Regions from separate parts of the Homo sapiens genome. Here region 2 is linked to region 1. A link is a contact called in ENCODE Hi-C or POLR2A ChIA-PET data. All regions are on one chromosome and are shown on one strand. The core of a region is the stretch at or near the end of the contact, and the rest is flanking DNA. Distances in the headings are between cores, read along the strand shown. Region 1 overlaps TLN2 (talin 2). Region 2 has its middle 30 kb from the start of LACTB.

What was found. A loop is a pair of places that touch in the nucleus more often than their neighbours do. ChIA-PET counts read pairs that join two places held with the same protein, here RNA polymerase II (POLR2A). Pooled maps may share reads with other maps.
Region 2: a map of naive thymus-derived CD4-positive, alpha-beta T cell shows a loop between it and region 1 (19-fold over the local background). The contact joins two enhancer-like sites. A Hi-C loop is called at or near these places in 1 of 168 maps with a recorded cell type or tissue (naive thymus-derived CD4-positive, alpha-beta T cell) and 11 of 50 pooled maps. POLR2A ChIA-PET finds 5 or more read pairs at or near these places in 2 of 52 experiments (AG04449 and WTC11).

The regions. Positions count from the first base shown.
Region 1 is chr15:62,739,766-62,747,058 of GRCh38, forward strand. It overlaps TLN2 (talin 2), which reads left to right. Exons shown (of 59, transcript NM_015059.3): 32 at 865-1,004. Among named protein-coding and RNA genes, the nearest start is that of MIR190A, 81 kb to the right of the region's middle. RefSeq lists a silencer at 3,794-3,949. Within about 2 kb of position 2,831, at least 12 of the 41 ENCODE cell types and tissues checked have a DNase peak (open chromatin) inside an H3K27ac peak, as active enhancers do.
Region 2 is chr15:63,088,334-63,095,242 of GRCh38, forward strand. No RefSeq gene overlaps it. Among named protein-coding and RNA genes, the nearest start is that of LACTB, 30 kb to the right of the region's middle. RefSeq lists an enhancer at 2,013-5,809. Within about 2 kb of position 5,423, at least 5 of the 41 ENCODE cell types and tissues checked have a DNase peak (open chromatin) inside an H3K27ac peak, as active enhancers do.

The DNA.
Region 1 (7,293 bases), core at 1,581-4,080:
CTTCTCCCACGATCCTCCAGCAGAATTCATAGTCTTACTATTTGGAGGGAGGGTAGGAGGAGGGAGAATGTTTAACAAAGATTAGAACAGCTCTTCAAATGTGGGATAATACAATAAAAATATATATGTATTTGAGGTTTAATGGACCATTCAGATGGTCTGTGTCTAATACAGAGTGTCAAGTGATTAAAAATTACCTCCTTCAGATGAACAGATAAACCCCTTGTTTAGAACAAGGGAGCTTGACTGATCTGGTGTCAGCTTGCAGAGCTGTGTTTTTTGTTTTTTTTTTTTTTTCTGCGCTCCTTTGACCTCCCTAAAAGAGATAACCAGGGTGTATCTTCTTCTAGTATCTACAAAGAATTGTTTCTCAGATGGCAACCGGGTGAGAAATGTGTGCTTTCCCGAGTCAGGAACTTCAGGGATGCAGTCAGCTCTGAATATCGAGACAGTGCTGGTCGTTTGTGCCAGGCCGAGATGTACAGCTCCTTGACAACTCCAGCATTGTTGAGCAAGATGCTGGAATCGCTGCCTGGTCTGTGCATTGGCTCACAGCTCGCTCACTCTCCTCCCACCCTGCTCCCCGCTTAATGCCTCTAGTTGTGAGAAAAGCACAGCTCTTGGCTGACCCACTTGGGGATGGATTTCTTTCCCTGTGGCATGCATCTTGATCTGAGCATCTGTTTGGAGAAGGGTAGACACTGGTCAGTGTCTCAACGAGTTAGGCATCTGCGGGCTAACTGGGTTTAATGTGATCTATACGGATAACCTGCCTGCATGTCAGGATGCTGCTCCTAGCTCTCTGAATGCCTCCTTCAAGAAATGGACAGGCCCTAATAGCTCCGGCTCCTTTTGACCTTCCAGACAAAAGAAGACCAGATCCAAGTGATAGGGAACCTCAAGAATATCTCGATGGCATCCAGCAAGCTGCTGTTAGCTGCCAAGTCTCTCTCTGTAGATCCAGGAGCTCCCAATGCGAAAAATCTCCTGGCTGCAGCTGCAAGGTAGGAGTGGGACACAATGTGCTTTCGTGTGTGGTTAGACAGTGTCATTGCAGTCTGAAGATGTGCCTGACATCCTCCCACTTTTGCTGAGCAAAAGAATTGGTGCTGTCCTTAGGTCATGGGAGGTGGAGCTGAGAGTGATGGACACTCTGATATTTTATAAAACTGGCTCATTTCCATGTTCTTTCCCCACTAAAAATATCTTCTGTCTTCTCATACAGCCTTTTCAGTAGAGACTTGTTTAGACGTAAGGTCCATTTTGACTTGTAAATGCAATGAATTAAACAGATTTTTTTTAAGTAGCATTATATCTTTCTGATTATAAAATAGTATATATGCTTCTTGAAACATCAGAAAATACTGAAAAGCGTAAAGATGAAAAGCAGTGCTCATCAAGTCATTCAGCAGACTTTTATTGAGCACTTAACCCTGTGCCTGGCATCAGTGTTAGATTGAATGTAACATGTTGTATCTGTCACATGGGGAAGGCTCCACTTTAAGATGAGTAGGGAGGCAGTGGGAATAAATTGTTTTTGGAAATATATTAAAACATGAGTGTGAATTTTGGATGATTTGGGTGTCCTTCTTTCCTGTTGGTTTCACCCAGGGAAGTGGATAAAACAGTATAGTTTCTGCTCCAGGGCCACAAGTTAGTTCAGTAACTAGTGGTTGAATGTGGTATGTGGAGCACTGCAGTGACAGCCCAGGGGGTTCTCGTATCAGCAGCCCCTCTTTCATTTTCCTGAACCCAGAGAGTAGGGTGGTCATGATTCTGTGGTGGTGCAGGCATGTTTTTTTAGCATTATTTACCATCATATTACGTATAAGAAAGCTGACAGTGGAGAGAGATTAAAAGCAGGACTATTAGGGGATAGAGAGTAATTGGAGGCCTTTTTATAATGTGCAGATTCGTGATTTTTGAAAAGCATAGCTTTGATTCTGCTTTCCTTTTTTTAACTTGGTTTTTTAAAATTTGCGCGTGTGTGTGTGTGTGTGTGTCTTTATGTCTCCCCTGGGAGATCATTGGCTGTTTTTTAAATTGTCGGCATCAAGAGACCTGAATTATATTCCAAGCTTTAATACTTGACTAACTCAGTCGCATTGGTCAGGTTGCTCAGCCTGTCTAAACTTTCCCATCTGCAAAGTGGGGGTATGAACTACATCATCCTTAAAGCTCTCCTTAGCTCTCAGCACATAAGATCTCATGGTACTCATGGTCCAAACATGTCCTTCCTCCCTCTTGGCTTGTAGTGGGGTGTGTGTGTGTGTGTGTGTGTGTGTGTGTGTGTGTGTGTGTGTGTGTGTGAAGGGTTAGACACTGTCAGAGCAGTTTGCTTGCAAACCCTTGAGTTTCTTCATTTATTCCTGGAAGGTACATTTTAACTGCAAACAATAGCTAGAGCCACTAGGGGACTGGAAAATTATCTTCCCATCTCATGCTTTGTTCGTGACTGTTCTAGTAAATAAGTGACCTCCCTTGATGGTGGGAGAGATGGGAGGTGGGGTTGGGGGTGATGTCTGTTCTGTTGAGCAGCTGTTTCTGATAGAAAACCCCCTCTTGATCGTTGCTTTTTTTCCTACAAAGGAGCCTTTGGATAAGGCAACTGACATTTCCAGGTATCAGAACTCAGATGTTTTTCATTATCTTCAATTTTTTGCATCATTTCAAAATTACAGTTTCCAGCTTGGAATGGCTTCACTCTCCTAAATTGTGGGAAGGAGGGGGAATGTATAAATTGCCCTTTTGAAAGCCAGATATAGAAGGAAACAGAGCCGGAAAGAATATTGCTGGTGTATGGCTCTGTGAATAGGTGCAGGCCCCCTGGTGGTGGCTTCGAAGAAAGGACATGGGGAAAAGGGGAAAAAAAAAAGCTTTCGTTGCCTTTCTGTCCTGGCTTTTAGCAGTTGACGGAGAATTCCCAGCCTGGTGATTTCATAGCCAGGTAAGCACTTAAAAATCATCACATGAAAATGATTGTCTTGGGATGGAACTGTTGCGAGAAAACGCTGGCACATTCTCCTTGGTTTTTTGGCACATTTTGGCAAGCTTCTGCTCCCTGGGGCTGTTTCTCAGCAGAGACTCCAGCCAGGTCAAGAGGGTCAGGCAGGCTCCTCTTGGGACACAAAGCTCTGCCAGGCTGGGGTTCATTCATTCATTGTCTTATTCATTCATGTCTTCATTACATAGATTTTCATCACAGGCCTGATGTGGGTGACGCCCAGTGCTGAGTGCACACTGTGAATAAGACAGGGCCTGTCTTATTATGTGTGTCTTTATATCTTGTGTATTTATAACCCTCATTATGTGGCCCTGGTGGAGTTAGGCAGGACTCACCACATGCTCCGCTCATTTCATCTGGGCCTAGAACAGTCCTGCATAAAAGTGCACAGGAAGCTGGGCAGAAGGGATCTGATCATCATAGTCTCAGTCCTCAGTCCTCTGTCCTCCTTGTTCTTGAGACTGTCAGGTCCTGCCTGTCCTTCCTGTGTGTATCCTCAAAGTCCCCAGAAATGCCACTGCGGGGACCCAGGCCTGGACCAACTCAGCCCTGTCCCACTCCTGTGTTAACAGTCTCAAACCCCTTATTATTTGTGGTCTCTGTGGTCCTTCTTGCTCTGGGAAGAAAAGGTTTGCTTCTGGAGAAAAAAGTAGAGGATGTCTTTTTCCTCTGTTCTTAATTCTGCTTCCGAGCCTGGGTACGTTTTTGGGACCCTACCTATCCCCTTGGTTTTGGATGCCTAGGGGAGAGGAAGTCATTTGCTATTTAGTGCCTGGTTTGTTCATTTTCTTCCCGTGTAACTGTTTGGGTTCTGGCTCTTTTCTGACAAGTTGGGTGGAGCTGGAGACCCTTTGTCACCCATTCATCAGCCTTTTTCCCCCAACCAGGGGCTGGTCAGGTGCCCCCTAAACTTAGTCAAGGAAATAGAAAGCTAGCTTGCAGTTGCCAAAACGAAGGGGGTATCCTACCTCTGAACACCTTCCCTGAATCACTGCTCACCACCACAGTCATCCTGGCCAGAAGGACTCCAGAACTGAGAAGGCTTTAAGCCCACAGCGGCCAGCATCACACCCCCGGGCCAGGTTTCAGCTGCTTTCCAGTCCACAGAGGATGCTCCCTAGGAACTCAAGGTAGCACCTGCCCCCCTGGCTCCCCTTTGGTCTGAGGTTCTTGCTGGACGGGGCTCCTCCTGTCCCCAAAGACTGTGAAGATGGATGGTCTAGCAAGCAGCACAAACGAGAAGAGTGCATTTGCTCCGTAAACAGAAAGGTGTACAAGAGACCTTTGCTCTCTGTGGGTCTTACCTAGAATGTTTCCTTCCCTCCATCCAAATCAGGATGTCACTCAGCCCTGACTTTTCCAATTGCTTCAGTCTACATCGAGCCCTCCCTTTCAGGCAGACTCTGTGCCCGGCAGCTGAGGCTTTCATTTTCTTCCGGCTCCCTGCGAGTCCCTACATACCTCTGGTCCCTTGCTCAGCGATCCATCATGCCCTGCCGGGTGTCCCGCCCTGGTACTGCTTTCTTTCATCCAACTTCTTTGTACCTTGTCTTCTCATTGTCTTGCCTTTTCCATTAGATTGCAAACACCTTGCCATCCTAGAGAGCCATAAAAGATTATTTTTGTTATTTTTAATTTTTTTTTTTTTTTTTTTTTTAAAGAGAGGCAGTCTTGCTGTGTTGCTCAGCCTGGTCTGGAACTCCTGGCCACAACCTCTGGAGTAGCTGGGATTATAGGCACAAACCACCATGCCCAGCTAGATGATTATTATTATGTTTTTATTTATTTTTATTTTGAGATGGAATTTCGCTCCGTCGCCCAGGCTGGAGTGCAGAGGCGCGATCTCGGCTCACTGCAGCCTCCACCTCCCGGGTTCAAGTGATTCTCCTGGCTCAGCCTCCCGAGTAGCTGGGATTACAGGCGCATGCCACCATGCCCAGCTAATTTTTGTATTTTTAGTAGAGACGGGGTTTCACCATGTTGGCCAGGCTGGTCTCAAAACTCCTGACCTAGTGATCCACCCACCTCGGCCTCCCAAAGTGCTGGGATTCTAGGCGTGAGTCACCGCGCCTGGCCTAGATTATTTTTTAATCTCTGTGCCTTGACATAACAGGACCCTGGGAATACAGAAAGGTCAATTTCGATTTGCTCTTTCCTCCTTTCCCAGGCGCCTCTTCCCTGGAGGCAGGCAGACAGATGTCTGCTGCTGCTTTTTACCTTCTAAGCTCCTGACTGGGTGACTTGTGCTAAATAGGTAATCAGAAGCACAAAGTGGTTGATTTTCTTCTCACACTCCACCCCACTTCTGTATCTACTTAAAACTTCCAGCCAGAGCTCTCACACTTCAACTGAACCTATTCAGCATCTCTGAACACTAAATAATGTTTTACCTTAACCCTTTTTAACCATTGAAGTTGTAGATCCCAAGTTTTTTAGAAACTGAGAGTAGATAGATAAGCCTAGATGAAAACACTATCTCTGTAAGGTAGCATTATGGTTATTTAGCTTTTTTGTATTTTTAAAAATGAACTTATGTGGCTTTGATCACTAAAAAAAGATGGTAAAAAAAAAATAAAAGTAACTGTACTTCAGACCTATTTGGATTTACAAAGAACAGAGACCCTTCTAATTTTGGCCAGATTTTTTGTGATAATGTAAATTGATTAATTTCTAATGGGGGGTAGATTTATTGAAATTTTTTCTTTCAAAATAACATTATAAAGTCCCTTCACCTTTTAATATATGTCGTTCTATCATTTTCTATGCATATATATGTTTATTTTTAGAGGGGTAGGCCCATTCTATTCTATTTTGTAAGTTTTATTTTCCTTAATCACGTAACACATATATTCATCTCTGACATTAGTAATATGCTACACACTGACTTTTAATGGGTCCCCAGGATTCCCTTGAGGGCTGTATATTTATTTAATCCTCTATTCTTGCGTATTTGAGTTGCTCCGTATTCTTTGCTCTTATAAATAGCTGCTGGGGTTTAAAACATAAATATTGTTTTTCATTGTCAAATTTACATAACCGTTTGCCTCTGGACCACTTAGCACGTATTTAGCATGTAATCCCGACTGTAAAATTAGTTATGGGAATTCGTGATAGCTAAATAATGCTTCTTAGTTCTGGATCAGTATTACCCAAGCATCTCACTTAGACACACGATGCTGTGCTGGCACTTTTGTGGATTACCCAACCACAAACCCTTAGTCTGTTGGTTTTTGTCCCAAGTTTTTATTTGAAAAAAATTTTACATCTACAGAAAAGTTGAAGAGTTGAGGAAAACTGGCGGCTTTCCCACAGCTGTATATCCTCTGGATTCACCAATTATAAACACTTAGTTTTCAATGGAAGAAACTTTTATATAGCAACAAGGTTTTTTAAAAAACACAGATAAACAGGAAACACAGAGAGAATTAAGCTAAATAGAAAGTTTCTGTGATATGTGGAAATAGCACATATGTTGATATATGCCAGCCTATCTCAGAAGCGTGTCTCAAGGCCACCACCATGTAGAACAGGGTGCTGGACTCCCCAGGAGGTACTTTAAAAGCGCGCATTGAGGACTACACCCTCCGCAATCCTTGGAACTAGGGATTGTCCGGCTGTCTCCTTGTTCTTGTTTTGCTTTGCACCATAGAGAGCGCAGTGTTTCCCAGTGACACCCTAATTAAATAGTGGTCACCAAATAAATGAATCACCAGAGTCAATCTTACAAAAACTATTTTAGAATTTTCCTATCACCCTAGCTCAATTTGAAATTGAAAGCAGTATCTCCTCATCAAATAATTAAGCCGATTGCTTTTGTACATTGGCAACATCATTTTCTGTCTAATTTGATATTCTGTGGGAAGCTGCAAAGCCAATTTAACTAATAAAATGAGGCATCTTTTATATTAGTGTTGGTGATTAACAGCAATATGTGCCTATTTTATTTTTGTTTAACTTGCCAAAGCTGCAGTGGTTAGAAACTGAGTCGAATTCTGGGCCCTGCCAGAAGCGTGGACCAGTTATGACACTGCAGGAAAGAATTATGTATTTGGTTTTGGAGTCAGATAGGCATGAGTTTAAGTCTTATTTCTGCTGCTTATTTGTAGCATGCTCTTTGGGAGTTATCTCAGATTTTTCATTTATAAAATGCGTGGGTTTTCAATTTTAAGACTTAGTGTAAAGCTAGTCGTTAAGACAGCGTGGTATCGACAAAACATTGACCATGTAGATCAGTGCAACACATATCAATGGTGAAAAGATTGTCTTTTCAACAAATGGGGCTGGAACTA
Region 2 (6,909 bases), core at 4,173-6,672, 350 kb after region 1:
CTTGCCCACCAGGGCCATATTATCACTGTGTGGACCTGGACCCTGCGTACTGTTGCCTTCATGGGCCACTTTATGAAAAAAAAATTAAAAATCATACTTTACATCTGCATTGGTAAGAAGACAAATATATTTGTATTACATGTTAAAACATTTTATTTGACCTAAAAGTTATTTTTTTCTCCCGATTGTAAAAGAAATCGCATCATTTCCATGGGTCCTATTGTGGGCCTTGGGCACTGTGCCTCCTGTGGCTAGTGGGGAAGCTGGCCCTGTTCCCACCCCGGCCCCTCCCCGCCCCCCACCCTCCACAGCTCTGTTTACTTCAACAAGCAGAGAGCTTCTGTTTGCTGAAGGAAATTCACAGTGCAGTGCATTTCTTCCCTGAAGAAAGCCGAATAATAAAAGGCAGTCAGGGAGAAAATAGGACCTTGAGAAAGCCCAGGACTGCAAGTCAAGAGGCTGGATCTCAGCTGGGGCTTTACTACAGGGCTCCTCAGTTGTCCCATGGAGACACAGCTCTGTCTCTCAGGGGGAAGGCTGAAGGTCAAAGGAGCCCAGAGGCAGGATCAGGAGCAGCTGAAATAAAGCCAGAATTCACATTCATCTTATTACTTCTTTTTTTTTTTTTTTTTTTGAGACAAGGTATCTCTCTATTGCCCAGGCCGCAGTGCAGTGGCACAGTCATGGCTCACTGCAGCCTCAAGTCTCCCAGGCTCAAGCGATCCAGATGGCTGAGTAGCTGGGACTACAAGTATGCACCACTACGCCCAACTAATTTTACAAGTAGTAGTAGTAATAGTAGTAGTGCTGGTAGTAGTAGTATTTGTAAAGATGGGGTCTCCCTGTGTTGCCCAGGCTGGTCTCAAACTGCTGAGCTGGAGCAACCCTCCCACCTTGGCCTTCCAAGGTGCTGAGATTACAGGCAGGAGCCACACATCTGGCCTCATCTTATTCCTTTTTAATGGTGAGAACAGGCCAAAAGCAAGCAAAAGCCTTGTCCTGAGAGACGGTGAGATCCTCATCCTGGGAAGTGTCCAGCAGCAGCTCCTGCCCAGGAAGCTCTGGAAGGGATGAAGTCATCGGATAATGCTTGTGTAGAGATGGAGCAATGTTGCTCTGCAGATTCAAGGGGGATAGGGACTGCAGGCATTCCTGGCTGTTTGAAAGAGAAGCGGCCAGACAAGGGAAGTGGTTGATGTGATGCAGGCTCCCTGGAGAGCTGCCCTTGGCAGGATGTGGAGTGAGAGAGGGTGGGCACTGGGAGGGAAAGGGTGGAGCCAAGCAGATGGCAGGAGCTTACAAGGTATGTAAGTGACAGTTCTCCATGGTCCTCAGAATGTGTCCAGGTACCAACCTCATGAAATGTCCATGTAACAGTGAAGGAGCTGGGCTTTGCGGTCAGTTTTGATACCAGTGGAAACTGAAACACAGGCAGATAGACACACAGGAACAGGGAGCAGGGGATCAGAAAGATGCTGGGAATGAGGTGAGGGGTGGGGCAAAATCTTGGGAAGGGCTCTCAGCAAACACCAGCAGAGCCATCTGGTCTGCAGGGCCCCGGGGACAGGGCCTCTGGCCAATGAGCTTTTTTCAAAGGCCTGTGAAAATACGTGACATGCCAAAAAAAAAAAATTATTGAATCTAAAATATAAAAGGAAAAGTATGAAATTGAAAGGAATACATTTTAATTAAATGTCTATAAAACAAACAACGTCAATTCATTCATGTTTAAATTTAGTGTTTCTGGATTCTCTGTTTGAAAATAACGCTAAGGTTTTATTTTCTCCCTCCATAAAATGTACTGTGCATGCACAATGCCAGCCTGGAGAACATAGCCAGACATGTAGTCAATGAGCAGCTATAATTTCAAAAGCAAGATTAATAAAGTCCTTTTGATCCTTTCTACAGCAAAAATGTGATACTCAATGTGAAATATGGGTATATTCTAATGTGTTTGATATTATGTGGAATGCGGACTCCATAATTAAAAGACCCTGGGGCCTGTAATGGTCTTAAACTGGCCCTGGAATTGGGGTCCAGGCTAAATTGAACCAAATCTCTGAGAGGTGAAATGAGAGCCCAGCTGAAGTCTGGGTAATAACAGGATTAGATGGAACCTCAGAACCTTCCAATTCAGAGTCCATCTGAGCACAGGTGCTTTTAACCCTGAAGGGCTGTTCAGACAGATGAGCTTTTAGAGGGTGGACGTGAAGTTCTCTGGGAGGAAGAAGCACCTTTCAAGCGTGATGAACTGTTATGGTAGGTCTCCACTAGAGCTAATATAACTCAGGAAACAGAAAGTGAGCCAGACCAAGTGGGTGGTAAATGACCGCTTGGCTGGGGGCTGGTGGCTGATGGCGGGTGGCTGGTGCAGCGTCACTCAGCAGCGGTAGGTCTCCTGACTGCAGCTGGGATGTGCTGTCACCCACTCCAGCACTAAAATTCAACACTGATTGCCAATTCGCCTTTGAAGGGCGCATTATTTTCTTTAATGATTTTACTCTTACACTTGAGAAAAGGGAGGAGGAAAAAATTGCGTTCTCCAGACACCTCTTGCCCCCTCGTTCTTTGTCTTTGATCCTGTTCCCAAGCTTACGCCATTACACGCCCTCCCTGTCATGCCCAGCTGTGTGCCCTCCCTGCCCGGCCCTCCCCAGCCAGGTTTCTTTGGCTGTGAGGCAGCAAAGGTGCCCAGCAGACACCCCTTCTGCCCTCTCTCAGGCTGCGTTCAGAGCTGGGAGCAGAGAGGCCAGACGGAGGAGGATGCCACCCAGCCTGGCCGCACAGGGCCCAAGGTGACTGGGAGGACCCCGGCTTCCCTCTCACCCCACCCCAGGGGCTCCGGGCAAATGACCTCAGCCTGAAGCAGCCAGTGAGGAGGCGTTTGTAGGGCCACTGGGGTTTGCCAGCTCCTCACTGGCAGATGACCTGGGGGAAGCAGTTTAATAGGTGTGTGTGCCCTTCTATCATGCGTGTCAGTGACCAGAAAGGCAGAGACCAAAGAGCAAAGGTGAGTAGTGACCCTCTACCAGCGAGCAGGCATGGCCCTCCTTCCCTGAGACCCGTCCCCAGCCTTCCTACTCCCTCCATGACAGAGCACACACATGGCCACTGTGGTTTTCATAATAATGAACTCATAAAGAACTAAAATTCACCTAGCACTTTCCGGCTCCCAGAGAGCATTTCCATTTTATTTGATAGTGACAGTGATGCTGGGAACAAAGCAGGACAGACATCAGCACTGTCCCCATGTAATCAGTGACAACACGGTTCCAGGGTGCACTGGCTTGGCCAGTGTTCCGTGGCTAAGATGTGGACAAGCCCAGTGACATTCAAACCTGGGTCTTCTGACTCCAAGACCCATAGTGAGCGGGCTTCAACCCTAAGAACCAACAGGGAAGCACCAGCTCTCACTGAGGAGCCAACCAGGCAATGAGTGTGGATTTGGAGTTGGGATGCACACATGGTGAGTAGCCGTGACCCTAGAATCAGAATATCTGTCTCAAGAAGCTTTTGGGGCTCTTAAAATGCTGACATCATGTAAAGTCATTGACCTTCGGGGGGAAAGATCATTTTATTTATGGCAAGATTCAATGCACTCATTCATTCATGTGTTAATTAATTCAACAAGCACATACATTGAGCACTACTCCATGTTAATAGATGCGAGCCAATTTGCCAAAAAATCAGTGCACCCAAAGACCCAATCTGCTGAATCATTAATTCACTCAATTTAATCCATTTGTCAAATGATTAGTTCACTGATTTTTCCAAATTTACTTGTTGTAGTTGTAACAGCTTGAACAGTAATGTTTTAACAGTGAAAATGTTGGCCAAACAAAAATCTGTAGAAATTCATGTTTTGCAAGTGAAACCCTACCTTCTGGGCAGAATTCCAGCCTTGAACTATATGATAAGATTGTCTTAGGTACCTCTGGTTTCTTTACATGCTTTTGAATGTAAGTGTATATTTTCAAACTTGAAACACTTGAAATATTTTTTCATCAGTTTCTCAAAAGACATTTAATCCTTAACTTGATTGAGGAAGTGTGGAGAAGTAGCTACACAGAAGAACCTGGCCCTGGAGGCAGCCCTGCCTGGTGTGTGAGCCCAGCTCTGCCCCTGTCTTAGCTTTGGCACCTTGGTCGAGTGACTTACACATATGTGATGGGAGCTCGGCCATATCACTTACAAATACTAGGGGAAAAAAACACATCATAGTAATAACAAGGTTATTTCTAGGTGGTGGATTGTAAGTAAATTTACTTGCCTTTTTAAATACTTTGTATTTATTTATTTATTTTGAGATGGAGTCTCGCTTTGTCGCCAGGCTGGAGTGCAGTGGCGCGATCTCAGCTCGCTGCAACCTCCACCTCGCGGGTTCAAGCGATTTTCCTGCCTCAGCCTCCCGAGTAGCTGGGATTACAGGCATGCGCCACCACACCTGGCTAATTTTTGTATTTTTAGTAGAGATGGGGTTTCACCATGTTGGCCAGGCTGGTCTCGAACTCCTGACCTCAGGCGATCCGCCTGCCTCGGCCTCCCAAAGTGCTGGGATTACCGGCATGAGCCACCGTGCCTGTCTAAATACTTTTTGATGTTTTAAAACATCCCTTGAATAATTTTAAGTGTTCACTATGGAAGAGGAACCACACCAGATGGCTTCATATATATTGTTTTAAACCATGTATGTTGTTTTAAACTTCATGTATGTTGTCATAAACCCACAAGATAGGTAATATTATCACTCATTTAGAAAGAAACTGAGGCTCCAAAGCATTAAGTAACTTGCACAAATCCCACAACTCTAATGAGCCTGACTTCCAATCTGTCTGACTTCAAAGCTCGTGCTAATTTGTACTTTCTCTGGCTCAACCGGTGTCCGCCTCTATTATATTAAATGGGTGTAATATTTGCATCTTAAAATATGGTGGGAGGATGGAATGAAATGATAGGTATGAAAGTCCACTGCAAACGATAAAGCCTTCAACAAAGAATATTAATAATAGGTAACGTACACATAGTGTGCGCCCAGTACTGGGCTGTTCCAAGGGCTTTGTAGATATCACATTCCCTTAATCATCTCAGTGATCCTGAGAGGCAGATGGCCATTATCCCCATTTTACAGAAAGGATATTGAAGAACAGAGAAGCTAAGTAACACGCCAGAGTCACACCACCACACATTATACCAGTTACCCAGATGGGAGCCTTTCAATTATAAATGACTCCCAAGTCACCTGTTTCCCAATATTCTCCCCAATTCCTTCCCCAGGGATACACTGTACCTTACTAGGTGGCAGGTAGTACACCTGGCTCAGCAGGAGGTCAGAGATGAAAGGTCAGGCATTAGGTTCAGGGCTCCATGGTATTGCATGGACCTTGCTTTCCGGGGACTGCCTGGGACAACCACGCACTCCAAAGACACTGCTGCCACCTGCTGTTCACATATTCTCCACCCAATGGCTTCTCCCCAGCACCTGCATGCGTGAGCCTCTCAACAGCATTACCGTCTTTCCCAGACCCATTCTGCAGCCTGGGTAAAAGAATTTAAACTTTTGCTCAATTTCAAATGCAAGAAGAGTAAACCCTTAGAAACAGAAGAGTTTGAATAAGGGAGCTGAGACACACTCCTGAGCAGTGTGACCTCGGGGCCCTCAGCCTCTTTAAGTCTGTTTCCTCATTTGTAAAATGAAGACACCATAATAATATGTGCTTCATGCAATTGTTTTTAAAATAAGATTTTTTTCCAATCTACAATTTACTTTCCTATCAGAAAAAAATGCTAAATATGTAAAGGGCAAGGCAGGATGGGACACAATTAAACATCCTAAATACCTACAATCATCTCTGTTTACATTATTGTTTTTAACAAATCTTTAACTTTTTTATTAATAAGGCATCTTGATTTATATTTTGCTACTGATTTTGAGCTCATCAAAGTAAATTCTGTCATTCTATTTGCATTTTATTGAGTACCTGAACCAGAAATGTGAAATGGGGAAAGGGTTACCTGATTTTTTTTTTTAATGAAAAAAGATTTCATAATTAAAATGGTCCCTTCCATCTGAGATTCTCAGAATATTCCCAAGATTCTGGTTCACAAGTTTCACATCACTTCTTTCAGGCAAATGGGCAACCTAAAACTGAGAAAATTGAAGTGGGCTTTTGCCACTTAAGTTCCCTTGGGAACTGACACAAATAGCAAAGCTAAGAGGCCTGGCTCCCGCTACACAGCTATAAACATCACACCAGATTCTGTTTGCCTGAAAACTCCTTCTGACTGAGTCTAGATGCCAGTTGTTAGATGATAGTCAATTTGCATGTTGCCAATCTAATATTCCTGGATCCTTAACTTATGTTGCTGGTTTAGAAGTTCAGTAAAACTGAAACTGTATTAGTAAGTTCCAGCAAGAATGTGTAAACTATTTCAGTAGTATCCACTCTGCTGCATACCATAGACCTGGATGTCATGGTTTAAAGGGGCAGATCTAGCTGCTCTCAACCTCTAAAGGGGAGGCTGAGTGCCAAATCACTCTCCTACGTCCTTGGTATGGACAAAAGAGTAAATGAAGATACTATCAGCTACCTGGATTTATCTTTCTGGTGACAAAACTTTTCCCTCTAAAAAAGTAGCCCTTGAAAACTGTCTTTCCTTTGTGGAAATAAAAATAGCATTTTAAAAGAGACAGCATTTGATACCTATTAAATTGGTAAAATTTTATAATAAATTGCTCAATGCTGGAATGTTAGCAATGAGATCAAATATGTTAATGGCATTAAAATTTGTGGGATCCTTTTGGAAAGCAATAGAAATATATTTGCAAGAACTCTAAAGAGTTTTTAAGCTTTGAGCTAATAATTCTATCCTGGAGACTTTGGTTTTCAACAAAGGCAAAAAGCTATATTT